4 separate regions of the Homo sapiens genome follow, and all the other regions are linked to region 1. The links are chromatin contacts, found by Hi-C or POLR2A ChIA-PET in ENCODE. All regions are on one chromosome and are shown on one strand. Each heading gives the region's core, a stretch centred on a gene start or an enhancer-like site at or near the end of the contact. The rest is flanking DNA. Distances are from core to core; before and after follow the strand shown.

Evidence for each region. Hi-C counts contacts between places; a loop is a spot of excess contacts on that map. ChIA-PET counts read pairs that join two places held with the same protein, here RNA polymerase II (POLR2A). Pooled maps may share reads with other maps.
Region 2: a loop to region 1 is called in a map of CD4-positive, alpha-beta T cell, with 13 times the contacts of the local background. The contact joins the promoter of C6orf52 here to the promoter of SSR1 in region 1. A Hi-C loop is called at or near these places in 2 of 168 maps with a recorded cell type or tissue (CD4-positive, alpha-beta T cell and naive thymus-derived CD4-positive, alpha-beta T cell) and 13 of 50 pooled maps. POLR2A ChIA-PET finds 5 or more read pairs at or near these places in 2 of 52 experiments (CD4-positive, alpha-beta T cell and OCI-LY7).
Region 3: a pooled map shows a loop between it and region 1 (17-fold over the local background). The contact joins the promoter of PRP4K here to the promoter of SSR1 in region 1. A Hi-C loop is called at or near these places in 2 of 37 single-sample maps with no recorded cell type and 7 of 50 pooled maps. POLR2A ChIA-PET finds 5 or more read pairs at or near these places in 1 of 52 experiments (activated T-cell).
Region 4: a map of CD4-positive, alpha-beta T cell shows a loop between it and region 1 (5-fold over the local background). The contact joins the promoter of ECI2 here to the promoter of SSR1 in region 1. A Hi-C loop is called at or near these places in 1 of 168 maps with a recorded cell type or tissue (CD4-positive, alpha-beta T cell), 1 of 37 single-sample maps with no recorded cell type and 9 of 50 pooled maps. POLR2A ChIA-PET finds 5 or more read pairs at or near these places in 1 of 52 experiments (HepG2).

What each region holds. Positions count from the first base shown.
Region 1 is chr6:7,311,629-7,315,273 of GRCh38, reverse strand. It overlaps SSR1 (signal sequence receptor subunit 1), which reads left to right and starts at 2,075. Exons shown (of 8, transcript NM_003144.5): 1 at 2,075-2,232. The coding sequence starts at 2,154. RefSeq lists enhancers at 1,700-1,759, 1,770-1,839, 1,176-2,042, 2,043-2,911 and silencers at 2,330-2,439, 2,570-2,619.
Region 2 is chr6:10,693,065-10,696,709 of GRCh38, reverse strand. It overlaps C6orf52 (chromosome 6 open reading frame 52), which reads left to right and starts at 2,094. Exons shown (of 5, transcript NM_001145020.3): 1 at 2,094-2,216. PAK1IP1 (PAK1 interacting protein 1) reads right to left here and starts at 1,738. Exons shown (of 10, transcript NM_017906.3): 1 at 1,641-1,738. The coding sequence starts at 1,724. RefSeq lists enhancers at 1,711-2,090, 1,520-2,122, 2,131-2,180.
Region 3 is chr6:4,019,533-4,023,177 of GRCh38, reverse strand. It overlaps PRP4K (pre-mRNA processing factor kinase PRP4K), which reads right to left and starts at 1,878. Exons shown (of 15, transcript NM_003913.5): 1 at 1,712-1,878. The coding sequence starts at 1,752. It overlaps LOC124901245 (a long non-coding RNA gene), which reads left to right and starts at 2,011. Exons shown (of 2, transcript XR_007059415.1): 1 at 2,011-3,645. RefSeq lists enhancers at 636-695, 1,738-2,047.
Region 4 is chr6:4,133,509-4,137,153 of GRCh38, reverse strand. It overlaps ECI2 (enoyl-CoA delta isomerase 2), which reads left to right and starts at 1,579. Exons shown (of 10, transcript NM_206836.3): 1 at 1,579-1,643; 2 at 3,443-3,605. The coding sequence starts at 1,594. ECI2-DT (ECI2 divergent transcript) reads right to left here and starts at 1,082. Exons shown (of 4, transcript NR_103764.1): 1 at 906-1,082. RefSeq lists silencers at 1,024-1,233, 1,394-1,533.

The DNA of each region.
Region 1 (3,645 bases), core at 826-3,325:
GCACTGGCTGGCAAGCACCGCGCGTAACCCCAGTTCCCGCCCGCCCACGCCTCTCTCCACACCTTCCCGGCAAGCTGAGGGAGCTGGCTCCGGCCTTGGCCAGCCCAGAAAGGGGCTCCCACAGTGCAGCGGTGGGCTGAAGAGCTCCTCAAGTGCCACCAAAGTGGGGGCCCAGGCAGAGGAGGCGCCGAGAGCGAGCGAGGGCTGAGTACTGCCAGCATGCTGTCACCTCTCAGAAGCTTTGTTTTTTGCAATAAATCTTGCTGCTGCTCACTGCCTTTATGAGCTGTAACACTCACCGCGAAGGTCTGCAGCTTCACTCCTAAAGCCACCGAGACTATGAACCCACCAGGAGGAATGGACACCTTAACAGCTGTAACACTCACTGCGATGGTCTAGTAGCTTCACTCCTGAGCCAGTGAGACCATGAACCCACCAGAAGGAAGAAACTCGGAACACATCCGAACATGATGAAGGAACAAACTCTGGACTTTAAGAACTGTAACACTCAGCACGAGGGTCTGCGGTTTCAGTCTTAAAGTCAGTGAGACCAAGAACCCTATTCCAGACACAGCTCTGACATAGAGTGGCAACACTGGTAGCGTGCACAGGAGCAGAGGCAGCAGCAAAGTGAGAGGAGGCCCTCCACTTATGCTGGGCGCCCTAGTAGCAGCAGCAACACAGCAGCGGTGCCACTGGTGGCCTGGCAGAGTGGAATTTGGTTGATTCAGCCCAGCACCATCAGGCTGTGACTTTAGCAGACTGTAGGTAGTGGTGGCAGTGGGTCCAAGCTGCATTTACAGCCCCCAGGACAAGGAGACCTGAAGCGGAAACAATGCAGGAGTAGAACAGCAAATGTCCTAGGTCAGTAGTGTATGGAATCTGGAACCAGATAGCCTTGTTCAAATCTTGCATCTGCCGTTTGCTAGCGTTTTGAAGCTTTGAGTAAATTACTAACCTCTCTGGGTCTGTTTTCTCCTCAGTAAATAATATCCAGCTCATAGAGAGGTTTAGAAAATTAAATGAAAAAGCACAGCTCTAAGGAGGTGATTGACAATAGTAAGCATATGATTTATTTCCTCATCTTTATGACATCTCACTCTGGTCCAGACCAAGATTACTTAATATTCAGATTAATTTCATGAACTGCTATATTACTCCAGCAACTCAAATCCAAAATAGATGAAAAGGAAACTAAAGAAAACTGGACAGCCATTGCTGCACCTATTGTATAGTTACAAATGCTGACTACATACCAAAACACTGTTTAGGTGACTTATAATTCTGGAATGTCACATACGAATTTAAGAATTGCTGGCCAGGCGCAGTGGCTCACACCTGTAATCCCAGCACTTTGAGAGACCCAGGCGGGTGGATCACCTGAGGTCAGGAGTTTGAGATTAGTCTGGCCAACATGGTGAAACCCCCGTCTCCAGTAAAAATACAAAAATTAGCCGGGCGTAGTGGTGCGCGCCTGTAGTCCCAGCTGCTTAGGAGGCTGAGGCGGGAGAATCGCTTGAACCCGGGAGGCGGAGGTTGCGGTGAACAGAGATGGTGCCACTGAACTCTGGCCTGGGCGACAGAGCAAGACTTCGTCTCAAAAATAATAATTTAAGAATTGTCATTACTTAACCATGGGAGAGGGTGTGGGCAGACAGGGGACAAAGATTTTCCACTGTGTATTTTCATGGTTTTTCCTTTGAACAATGTCCTCTCTTCCAACAAAATTTTTTGCTTTTAAGTGCCACATAAAGGCAGCTCATGTTCCTTACATCGCCGTTATCAAGAGGATCGTCATTCAAATAAAGTAACCACTGACAATGCTAATTAATTGGAAGTAAAGAACTGGGCGGAAAGAACGGCTAACCGCAAGCTGCCGGGTCGCAACTGCGGCGGAAGGCGGACTCTCGCGGGAGCCACAAAGAGGCAGCAGCCGGCCACGTGACTTCCCGGTGGCCTGCTCTCCCCACCTCTCCGCGCTGAGCAGCCACGTCGGCGGCGGTCCCTGGTCCAGGGAGGGGCGTGGCAAAGGCCCGTGCGCGGTACGTGTCCCGCCCCTCGCTGCCCGGAGCCCGGATGAAGAGTAACGCCATTACCGCCGGAGCCGCCGAGAGCCTTAGCCGACGGAAACTGGACACTGGACCGGCAGCGCCATGAGACTCCTCCCCCGCTTGCTGCTGCTTCTCTTACTCGTGTTCCCTGCCACTGTCTTGTTCCGAGGCGGCCCCAGAGGTGAGGCTGGGGGAGTGTGCGGAGGGGATGGCCAGGAAGGAGATGCCAGTGATGGCAAGTTTGAAGTTGGAGGCGGTGGCCGCTCCGGGTCCTGGGGTCCGCGTCCACCCCGCTGGCCTCTCTCCGCCCTCTCCCCAAGCCTAGGCTCGTAGCAGCAGGGGTCCCCGCGGGCGCTGGAGACCCCGCTGCGGCCTGCCCCTTGCACGCGGAGCGCGGGGCCGTGCCCGGGCGACCTTGCTTCGTGGCCGGCCGAGGGCTGGGCTTGCTCCTCTTGCCCTGGACCCTCGCCTGCAGGAGCGGCCAGAACTGGAGGGTCCTCGGCTGCAGGAGGAGGCGCTGGACACGGCTGCGCTCCGAGCGCGCCGCAGCCGGGCTGTTTCTTTTGGCCACCTCCGGCTCCGCTCCACCCCCAGCCCCTCGCGCTCAGGGCTGACGTGTCTTTAGCTTCCACGCCGGGAGTCCGTCTTCATTCATTTGCCAAAACCCTTGTTTTCTACACATCTAAGCCATCAGAGTGTCTTGTTCAATGGTCATCTGCCTTGTTCACGCCCTGCTTGACCCGTATGTGTTACTAGGAGGCTTGATTTCAGAAAAACTACCCCATCGTCACCCCCGTTATCCGCCCCTGCTGCCAAGCAGACTGAAGAATCCCTGTGGGATGTCTCCCTTCTGCCTTCTTCCTCTTCTTGTCTTTCCATGGAACAATTTTTTGTTTGTGGAAACATCGTATTGTGCTGAAAAAATGTGGCCTACTTCGAGTGTTTTTAATACATAGATTTATTCTTTCAACAATTAACCCAGCAATTAAGTGTGAAAATAACTTAGCAGAATATAAAAATATGGCAACTTGACTTCCTGCACAGGTTTTGTCGTGAACTTCGACTTTCTAATTTGTAAAGTGAAATAATTAGTCTGACTAAGCATCCCTTTCATTCTGTAAGTTTAAGCAAGCTGTGTGTCTTAACGGTAGTGACAGGTATTCACGAGTTGTTTTGCGATGAAAAGTGAAGTGACTGGCTTCTGTTTAATGGCTAGAAAACCAAGTGGGAGAATTAAACAACTGTTAATGAGTTAATCTGCAGGTTTAACAAGATTTTTTACTTTAGGAGTCGTTTGCTGGTACTCTTTAAGCTTTTTAAAAGAAAACTTGACAAATGTAGTTTTAGTTTTAGAACTATTTATAACTATTTTCAAGTTATAAAAACTTTCAAGAAGCATGAATTCATTATCTAAACTGAATTAATATCTTGTAAACATTTTTTGTGAGAAACGGTTTTTGTGTTTGGTTTTTCCAGTTGAATGAAGACTGTTAGACTTCATGGGGACAAAATTGTTATTGGTTAACATTAAAATAATAAAATTGTTTAATATTTATGAAAGGCCTTTATATTCCAAAGTGCTCAAATTTAACCA
Region 2 (3,645 bases), core at 845-3,344, 3.4 Mb before region 1:
CGCCCTCCCAAAGTGCTGGGATTGCAGGCATGAGCCACCGCGCCCAGTGGACAAGTCTTATAAAGAAAAACCAACAGAGTAAAGGTATGTTTCCATGAGTACCAACGTAAGCTCTAGAGAATCACCAATAACGAAATCTCAGGAACTCTGTGCTTATTGCCATGTGACAATAGCATTAGGAAGTCTGATTGGATGAGTGCGAAGCATGACAGCAAAATACACAGACACACACACACACTCACTCACTCCTTAAACTGAAGGAACTGCATCAAAAAGTATTTGCAAAACAAACCGAAAAAGAAAAAAACCCATCAAACTTCTTTGAACATGTGTTACTGCAAATCAGGTCCTTAGTTACAGAAGATACTCCTTCCATCATTTAAGACCAAGGGGGCCTCCTTTGAATCAAGCATTTTTGCGGGTCTGCTATGGCCTTAAATCAAATAATAACCTTTTAAAATTCACATAATGTAGGTTATCTAGGCTATTGCTTAGATTTAGTAGAAGTATAGGGTAATGGTTAAGAGTTTCAAATGTCAGAGACCCTCGGGGGCTCCTGACATTTTGGGGTCAGCTGTGTCAATTATTATCTGTGTGTCCTTCAGCAGTCACTTAACCTATCTAGGACCAACATTTTGGTACTTCATCTGCAAAACGAGAATAACTGCATCCTCCTCAGAGGGTTGCTGTGAGGACTACTGTGTGTCTGGAACACAGTTAAGTAATTTCACTACAAAAAAAAAAAATTAAATAGCATCATCTTTGACTATTCAAAACACATCACTTTTCAGCCAAAGACAAAGAGCAAATAACTGGAGTAGGAAACAAAATAAACGAAAGCAATAGGCCAAGTGATATACTTCCAAATTTTCTGGATAATTAAAGACCGACGCCTTGACTTCATAAAGAAGTACTGTACTCAATTTTCTAGAAAATGCTTAGAATTGCTTCAAGAATAAAAGTGAGCTAGATGTTAGGAGGTCGGATTCCTAGTCGTGAGTATAGTCCTATCTACCTATTTGACTACTGATAATTTATTTGACCTTTTTATCTATTCACACATCTAGTAATATCATATTCTGCTGTAATTTCTCTCCATCTATGCGTCTCCTCAGTCCTCCACCCCTTATGTAGGCAACGTCTCTAAGGCAAGATCCATACCTCCAGCATCTTTGCATCTCCACCGCCCAGCTCGCCATAAGTTCCCAACAAATAATGAATTGGTATCGCTTTACCTATAAGGGATTTATCCTAATCTAGTTCTAGTAATTTGTAAAATTCCAGGGCAGAAATTCAGCAAAAGAGCGAGATCTTCTTTCATTAAATTCTGAATACTGTCAACTTATGGGATCGATCCTTAAATCCACAATCTACGACTCATTTGTCCGTATGCAGAAATGCCGGTTTCCTTTGTGTCCCGTGGACCTTTTGTCTACTAGAAAAGGCAGATATTGCCTCATTTTGATAAAATGTCCATTCTACGGTTTAAAAGGTTAGCTTTTCTCTTAAGTCTCTTAGGTTTGATTCATCAAATCATCCAGTGAACAGCAGGCGCTCCAATGTTCACCTCTGCTGTGTAGGAACCAAACCCGACCTTCCCGGCCCCGCCTCCGACTGTCTCTAACTACGCGGTATCTCACCTCGTGGTCGCCGCAAGCCTCGGGCTCCGGGTGTACAGCGAACCCAAAGAGGACCTGCTCGTAGCAACCAGCGACCAGCTCCATTCAGCAGCGCACGTGCCTCTTCCGCCAGCCCGGCTCAGCCTGGAGGTGACAGAACCGGAAACCAAAAAAAAAAAAAAAAAAACACCTGACTCCTTTCTGCATCGGCGCTCGAATTATACGTCAGGCTCCAGGGCTGCCTTTAAGTCGCCTGTAACGTGGAAACACTTTAAGCGCGGGGAGGTCACATGGATTTTCCAAGAAGAGAATAAGTAAAGATGCCACATGAGGAGGTTCTCACTGCAAGGAGAAAAAAATCGGGGGCAAGCAGGCATATCTCAGGAAGGTGCCAGCTACGCCCGTCTGAAGGGAGCGGGCGGGACATCCTCTGCGAAGCCCTTCATTTCCGTGACATCAGGAGGAGGTGGGGCCGACTTCCGGCCGGTTGCTTAGGGGCTGTAGCGCCGGCAGCGTGCATTGTTGTGGGCTGTGTACTAGTAGGGTAGGAGTTTTTGTTCAGGGACCAGCGGAACGAGGCTTTCTGTCGTTAATAGGGTAAGGAGGGGTGGGATTAGGGTTCGCGGTGACTTGTTCCAGCGGCGCAGCGCTCGCGCTGCCTTGACGGACTCGGAGTGCTAGATGTGTCCGCGTTCCCGTCTGCCCGGGCCAGAACCCCAGCCCTGCACACTTTCTCTGTCTGCTTGTCTAACTCTGGGGCTGTATTGGCCAAGGTTGCGGCACCTCCTGGGGAGGGAGCAGTGAGCCTTCATTTTTTTTTTTTTTTTTTTGAGACGGAGTTTCGCTCTTTTTGCCCAGGCTGGAGTCCGGTGGCGCGATTTCGGCTCACCGCAACCTCTGCCTCCCGGGTTCAAGCAATTCTCCTGCCTCAGCCTCCCGAGTAGCTGGGATTACAGGCATACGCCACCACGCCTGGCTAATTTTGTATTTTTTAGTAGAGACAGGGTTTCTCCATGTTGGCTAGGCTGGTTTTGAACTCCCGACCGCAGGTGATCCGCTTGCCTCGACCTCCCAAAGTTGCTGGGATTGCAGGCGTGAGCCACAGCGCCCGGCCAGAGCCTTCATTTGAGAGTTGGGAAAACAAAGTGAGCCTGAGCAACATATTTTGATGCCGTCTCTACAAAAATGTTATAAATTAGCCCAGCATGGCGACGCCCGCCTGTGGCCTCAGCAACTCGGAAGGCTGAGGTGGGAGGATTGCTTGAGCCCAGGAGGTCGAGGCTGCAGTGAGCCGAGATCGCTCCACTGCATTCCAGTCTGGGGGACGAGCCAGGCCCCCTTTCAAAGAAAAAAAAAGTTTTATTTAATAAGGTTTAGAGATTCAGGTATGTCTTAGACATTACAGCTTTCCTACAAGCTCCCAACAGAGTAAATCTTGGTTCGTATAGTTCTCATAAACACCGTAGTAGGTCATTTGGTAAACAAGATGCATAGTCCATCCTTCTCAAATCTTCAGCCTCCATTTCAAGTGCGATACAGTGCTTCAGCGCTTAGACCCTTTTGTTTCCAATAACTTTTCTTCTCTGGTGTTCTGAATTGTTAGTACGTGTTAATAGAGGCTAGTTTGGGTCTTGCAGAAATGATTTCATTTGGGATGCTTTGGTTGTCACTGCAGTGCAGAAAAGACCTTGTTATTGTTAGAAATAGATAATTGGTGACACGAAGAAAAGTCAGCATGGAGACAAAAGATCTCTCAGCAAGGCAATTTTTACTTTATGCAGAAAGGGTGCTCAATTGCAGATGGAACGATGGTGAGAGCACTCCTGAACAAAGGAAAAGCAGACATATTTGTCCCTTACGCCTTTGGGTTGTCCTTACTGCTGTGTCCTGCATCCGTTGGCTGGGGCTGGACCTCATAATCTTAAACTGATACCCGATTTGCTAAACAGGCTGTGAGCTGGAACGTGCCTGGGCCTGTGAGCATGTCCCGCAGTTACATACAATAGGGCTTAACAGAGTTATTAGC
Region 3 (3,645 bases), core at 629-3,128, 3.3 Mb after region 1:
ACTATGAGCACCAGGCATAGTTTGCTTTCATACCAAATGGTTATCTTCTTTGTTAAATACTTTCAAACTACTGAAAGTGAGACATATACAGACCAAATATTCCATTTACACCAAGTGCTCTGTGGGGAAGGGAAGGGAAATTAAAGATTATCTCTGTTACTCATACAGCAGAGGCCTAAATATGTATTTTTGAAATTATTAAGTCTAATATTATTTGAATACAGTATGTGAATAAACTATGGCTGACCCACTCCTGGAAATGAATCTGAAACATCCCTAAAATCAAATAAATGGACATAATATTACAGAACTTTTCAGATTAGTAGAAAATGTAACCACATAGCATGAGATCTGCACGGTACTGGCATAAACACTGTAATTGTGCCACACAATGAACTTGGTGAGAAACAGTAAGAGGTTAAAGCTAATTTAAAACTTCAGAATCCATTTGTTCTCTGCTAAGTCAAATTGTAAAAATAATACAGCAGTTTTGAAAAGCCCTTAATTAAAAATTCCGTTTCTCTGCCTAGCTGAGTAATGCAGATGATTGAGGAGCCCAAAACTGGATGCACAGCAATTAAGTGTCAGGTTGTCTGGTGGCAAAGATTTCTTCTATCGCTCAGTCACAAGTTGCTGGGAGACTATACCTCTTTCTAAGATGGCTGGAAACAGATCAGACAGTGCAGATGCAAAAAAAAACAAAAAACAAAACAAAAAAAAAAAACGGTCGCTATAGGAACATTGCCGTAAAATCCATTCTCTCTGTTAAGGTTCTTGTTTGAGTTTTCCTAACATAGACATGAACAGCAAAATACTGCTTTAAGTTAACCAATGGTTAACCTTTGCAGCATACACTCGTATTTTTTTTTTTTTCATTTTTCATTTGGCCGCATGGATTCTTAATGTTAGCTTAATTATAGACATAAAGTGGTTTGGCAGTAGCTAGCAATTCCCACTACTCCTTCCACTCGTCCTCCTAAAGAAGGGTTATAAACTCAGGCAAAAAAAAAAAAAAAAAAAAAATGCCAGGCCTCAAAACCAAAGACTCTATCTTACTTTGCCTCAAGTTTGCAAGTTGGTAAAAAAGCTGCCGGTAGGCACTCAAAACAAAACAAAACAATACTGGGTGACTGCTGGACTAAAGAGTACAAGGTGACGAGATCAAGTATCCCGCTAGCCACAGACTAGCTCTGGGATGGCCAGAGAGTGTGACCCCAGCACCTCCGCTCTCTGCTTTCAGGTCCTAAACTGACACCAGTAAAAGGACGACTGGGGGTACCGCATGAGGAAGAAAAGACTTAGGGCTTGGCCCGCCTGCTGCCACTGACCCTCGTGTCCCCAACACAGATGCCGCTAAGAGCTGCGGCCAGGGAGCTCAGATGGGTCCCCAAAAGAGGCATAGGAAAGCGCGACCTCACTGCCGCGGCAGCCGCCACGCGCACCGGACCTGTAGAGGCCGCTCGCGCCTACGCCTCCCGGGGCAACGACGCGCGGCAGGCCGCGGCCGCCTTCACCCCAGCAGCCACGGCCTCTGGGAGAAGGAAGCTCGAAGGCCGCCTGCTCCCCATGCCTCCCACCCCACAACGAATCGCGCCGGAAAAAGCAAAGTTTGACTCTCGCCGTTAGGCCCGAACTTTCCCGCCACCCCGTGCAGCTCCCACTCGGCAGTCCCCGGGCTCCAGCTTCTGGCCCACTCACAGAGACTACTTACTCTGGCTGCTCCCGTAGCGACTGGGTCTCCGCGGCGGCCATCTTGAACTTCCTGACTCCTCGGCGGCGGTGGCGGCGGCTCCCGGACGGTGGAGGGTAGGGGAAGTGGAGGAAGAAGGAAAAGAGCTGCCGCGCATGTGCCGACCGTGTAGGGAAGAGCTGGGTTCTGAGTCCGCGCTAAGAATCCGGATATAAAACCCCACGTCCCGGGACTAGCGCAGGGCGTAGTGTCGCAGCTTCCGGGAGCATGGTGGGCGGTGCTGCTAAGGATTGAGGTCGAGTGTCAAGCTTGAGCTCTTCAGTCAATGCTAGAAATGGACGTTTAGTTATTGAATCCCGCTAACGAGGGGAGCCAACAAGAGAGGGATGTCGGCATCGGGTGTGCGGTTCCAAGAACTGATTGGCTGTGGAGATTAGAAGTTAGGTGAAAATTCTCTTAAACTCGGGCAAACGAATTGATGATTTTTCCCCTGGTCGGTGTTAGAGACACAGTAAATGCTTAACCATCTCGCTAGACAGCTCAACTGAAGTGGCATTAACTTCCCGGGAAAGTGTGTAGAAAGGCATTTTTAAATACTGTAAACTCGAACGTAAATATCTTTTAATGTGGAACTGTTACTACATTTAACACTGAACATCTTTTCAACTTTTACATAGTTCAAGGGTGACACGATTCAGTTCGTTATTTCCGTAATTGGAACGTGTAATGTTTTTTGGCCCAAGTTGCGTTATGTGATTTTGTTTTCTTCTATAACGACTCTACAGTAATGGGGTAGAATGGAATATTGTGGGGAAAACATTTACTGGCTCTTGGAGAACTCTCAAAACCAATTAGGTTCTTTAATTCCTCTTTAAAAAAATATTTCTCGCCTGGCGCTGTGGCTCACCCCTGTAATCCCAGCACCTTGGGAGGCCGAGGCGGGCGGATCACCTGAGGCCAGGATTTGGAGACCAGCCTGGCCAACATGGTGAAACCCCGTCTCTATTAAAAATACAAAAAATTAGCTGGGCGTGGTGGCGCTCGCCTATAATCCCAGCTACTCCGGAGGCTGAGGCAGGAGAATCGCTTGAACCCGAGAGGCGGAGTTTGCACTGAGATCACGCCACTGCACTCCAGCCTGGGCGACAGAGCAAGATTCCATCTCAAAAAAAAAAAAAAAATTATCCATACTTTGGAACCTGGAAGCAGCGTGACGATCACTTTCATTCTTGTAATCATCTGAGTTTGCCTTTGTCCTAGAAAATTGAGTTCGGAATCTCCAGACTCCATACATATCTCTTGATTTCCAGGGGAGAAGGGTTTTAAATGTTCTTACAAAATGTCTCTTGTTGCCTGAATTCCAAACGTTTTGAAATGTTAGGGCCGGGCGCGGTGGCTCACGCCTGCAATCCTCTAGCACTTTGGGAGGCCGAGGCGGGCGGATTGCCTGAACTCAAGAGTTCGAGTCCAGCCTGGCCAACATAGCGAAACTCCGTCTCTGCTAAAAATACAAAAAATTAGCCGGCGTGGTGGCGCCTGTAGTCTCAGCTACTCGGGAGGCTGAGGCAAGAGAATCGCTTGAACCCGGGAGGCCGAGATCGCGCCATTGCACTCCAGCCTGGGCAACAAAAGCAAAAACGCCGTCTCAAATAAATAAATGAAATAAACTTAGTAAACTATTTTTAAATAATGTTAAAATTAACGGTGTACGTAGTAGAACTGTGAGAGATCTCATCTTGGAAATAGAGTGATATACTTGAAGGCAAGAGATTGGGTCAGGTACTATTAACACGTTTTACACATGAACAAACCGACACTAAGAGGTAAGGTAATTTGCTTATGATTGAGTTCCCAAGTACAAAGCTGATTTTTGAACTAAAATCTGACTCGAAAATCTGCTCTTTTCTTATCAGGCTGCTTCCTACAAAAATATAACCTCGCTTAGCATCTGCTTG
Region 4 (3,645 bases), core at 330-2,829, 3.2 Mb after region 1:
ATCACCTGAAATCAGGAGTTTGAGACCAGTCTGACCAACAAGGTGAAACCCCATCTCTACTAAATACAAAAAATTAGCCGGGCCTGGTGGCGCATGCTTGTAATCCCAGCTACTCGGGAGCCCGAGACAGGAGAATCACTTGAACCCAGGAGGTGGAGGTTGCAGTGAGCCGAGATTGTGCCAGTGCACTCCAGCCTACGCAACAAGACGGAAACTCCATCTCAAAAAAAAAAAAATCTCTTTGGGATAAGCCCAAATTGTTCTATTTGACTTTTGGTGTTGCCCCATCTACACTATTACCCAGATCTACCTGATGAAACTTAATGATAAAGTTACTTGAGACTTGGACTCTGCCCACCTGCAAGCCTCCTGTCTTTGGGGAATTCACCTGATTAATCTTTCTGGGTCTCAGTTTCCACATCAGCTCAACAGGGCAATATGCTCAACAGGGCAATTTCCACATCAGCTCAACAGGGCAATATCATTTTCCTTACAGGGTTGTCCAAAGACTTACAATTAGCCTGGCTCACTATAGGTAGTCCACAGGTGTCAGCTACATAAATCTAAAACTCCTAGGCATGCTTGGATGGGACAACTTGGGCACAGAATTTAGAGGGGTGGTTTTGTTTCGTTTTGTTCTGTTTTGTTTTTTGGTTCTCTGGGAACTGGACAAGGTGACACAGCCAAGGCCCTTCCAACTCTTAAGAATTCTTCCCCAAAGAAAATACTTTGCAAATGCCTCAGCAGAACTCAAAAATATCCACAAACTCTTCACTGACACTAAAAACTTGGGTACTCCAAAAATCACTTCTGACCCCCAGGCGTCCTACCAGGTCTGCAAACCTTCGATTTGGGGATGCATGACCTAGCAGCTTTTAAGCATACGCCCTCAATTGTTACCCCACCTCCCGGCTCAGGGCTGGCCCTCGGGATGCAGCGACCCCTCCTCGCCAGGCTCCGCGGGACTCCGGGCAGGGCGCTCAGTGCTCCGGCAGCCACAGGGTTCGCAGAGCTGAGGTCCGCCCGAGAGAGCAGCCGCGCCTCCAGCTCGCAGTTACTCGGAGCCAGGCCGGGGAGCATCTGTGCCCCGCCCCACGCGCCGCGCAAGTCCTCCCGGGATCACCCTCCCCGCGCCGCGAACCCCCCGCACTTCCTCCACTCCCGGGTGATACCCGGCCTCGCTCCGGCCCCGCCCCCGCATCTGAGCCCCGACTCCTAACCGCCTAGAGCTCCCGCCCCGCCCACGCACCGACCCCCCCGGCCCCACCCCCGAGCCCCCGCAGCCCCAGAGGAGGCCACGGGCTAGCGATGGCGAATGCGGCGTGGCTACGCTCTCAGCCTGGCCCCGCCCCAACCCTGGCCCCGCCCATGCCCCAGGCTCCTGCCTGGGCTCTGCTCTCGGCCCCGCCCCGCACCCAAGCCCCGGCCCCACCCCCGAGCCCCCGCAGCCCGGGAGCCTAGGCCCCGCCCCCGAGTCCCGGCTCCACCCCCGAGACCCGGCCCCACCCCCGAGCCCCCGCAGACCGAGCTAGGCCCCGCCCCCGAGACCCGGCCCCACCCCCGAGCCCCCGCAGCCCTAGAGCCGCCCAAGGGATGGCGATGGCGTACTTGGCTTGGAGACTGGCGCGGCGTTCGTGTCCGAGGTAAGCTTGGAGTCCCGGCCGTTCGGCCCATGGTCGCCCGCAGGATACCGCTGTCCAGGCGAAGGTCGCCGCCGTTGGAAGACCCTCCTTCCCTATTGTCTAGGTGGCAACAGGATTTTGCTTTGCTGGTTTTCCGGTGAGGTAGTGCTAAAAAGTGACGACCTCACGCGCGCCCTCCTGCACCGCTGGGCCCGGAGTGGTCAGGATGGGCGCGTCGGGAGGTCAGGGCTATGGTTCCCTGTCAGCAGTCCCCAAGGTCTCCGCCTGCCTCCGCGCACGCTCCCATCCTCCTGGGGCCGGACTCCGGGCGGGTGAGCCGCCCCAGCTGAGCACCCGGGCCTGCACTTCCCAGCCGGGCTGCTTCTGGGGTGCAAAGCGTCGCTTGCTAAAAGCGAGGTAAACGCAAGCCGTTATCACTCGTGTGGACTTAACACTCTGCTTCTTGGAGAACACGTATGCTATAAAGTGAAATGGCCGGGTACAGAGTAACGGCTAAGAAGCACGCTGCACCTCCCTGGGGTCCCGGGAACCCGCACGAATCTGTGCATAGGGAACAAAACCGAAACACGGTGGTGGCCTTGAAGTGGTAGAATTATGAGTGATTTTCCCGACTTTATGTATTTTCTTAAATGGTCGTGTTTTTGCTATTTGTTTTTAAAACTCACGCTTTATTTAAAAATAAATTTGTTCCACATTTTGTGGAAACTTGTACATTTCGGCTTTCTGTGGATATTTTAAATTTTTCTTTCGTTTTCTACGTGGAATTTGCCATATAAGATGCAGTTTTTCCCTTTACAGAAAATCATTTTAATGTAAAACTTACTCTAGGCTGATCTTACTGAATCAGTTACTAATAGTCCAAAGTTTGAACCTAGAGTTCATTGCACCATTTTCGAGTTACATAATTGTGTTTGTGTGTTAGGTTTGGGCTTTGTAACCTGTATTATTTTAATCATCTTTTTTGCCATTAACTCTATTATTCAGTGTCATCGTCGTGAACTCCATTTTTAGCTTGTGGCCTGAGTCCTGTGCATTCAAGTTTGCCACCCCACCCCCGCTCACTATGTGTGCTTAAAAACGTGCTGATCACCCCCGCGGTGGTTGCTGTTTCTGCTCTGTTCCTGGCTGGCTGGTTAAACATACCCATAGAAAGGGGCACGCCTGCTGAGCCCCCTTCACTGACTCCCTTCCACTGCAGGTAGATTCCCTCCCATCTGCTGAGAAGGCTGTGGCTCTATCTGGAATGCCAGCAACTGCTCGTGTGTTCTTTTGAATATTTCTTGTATGTTCACATCCATTCTCCCCTCCTTCCACCTGTGTGTATGTTGGAACACCAGCTTCGCCAGCAAAGAGGCAAGAATTGACCTGATATAGCTTATGGCTTATCAGTGAGTGCAGAGGCTGTTTCAGGACTTTGGGACACTTCACTAAATTCTGTGCACTTTAGCCTTTTGGTTTCCTGCTGTCCACTGTCTTGCATGCACTTCACTTCTTGCCTTTGGCAAAATTTACATGGTCATTCCTGTTCTGGCTGCTTTTATCTTTAGTTGCTTACAGATACCTCCCTGGATGGTTACTTTTCCTTTTATTTAAAGTTACTACTGTTAGCTTCTGTATTGACTTATTATCTTGGAATCCTTACAGCCAATTATTTGCAGCCAGTTTGCTGAGGCAAGTATAAAGAAAATATCTATAGACAAACATGGCATTTTGTTATGTATAGGCTGGGAACAATTAGAAATCAGGCTGCAGAAATGTGAGGGTTGGGAACAAATAGAAATCAGTCTGCCTAATTGTAGTTCTCTGCAGGTCACTAGTTTCCCGGTAGTTCAGCTGCACATGAATAGAACAGCAATGAGAGCCAGTCAGAAGGACTTTGAAAATTCAATGAATCAAGTGAAACTCTTGAAAAAGGATCCAGGAAACGAAGTGAAGCTAAAACTCTACGCGCTATATAAGCAGGTAAATGCCTACGGTCGAACGTTATTTAAAGAATTTTGGG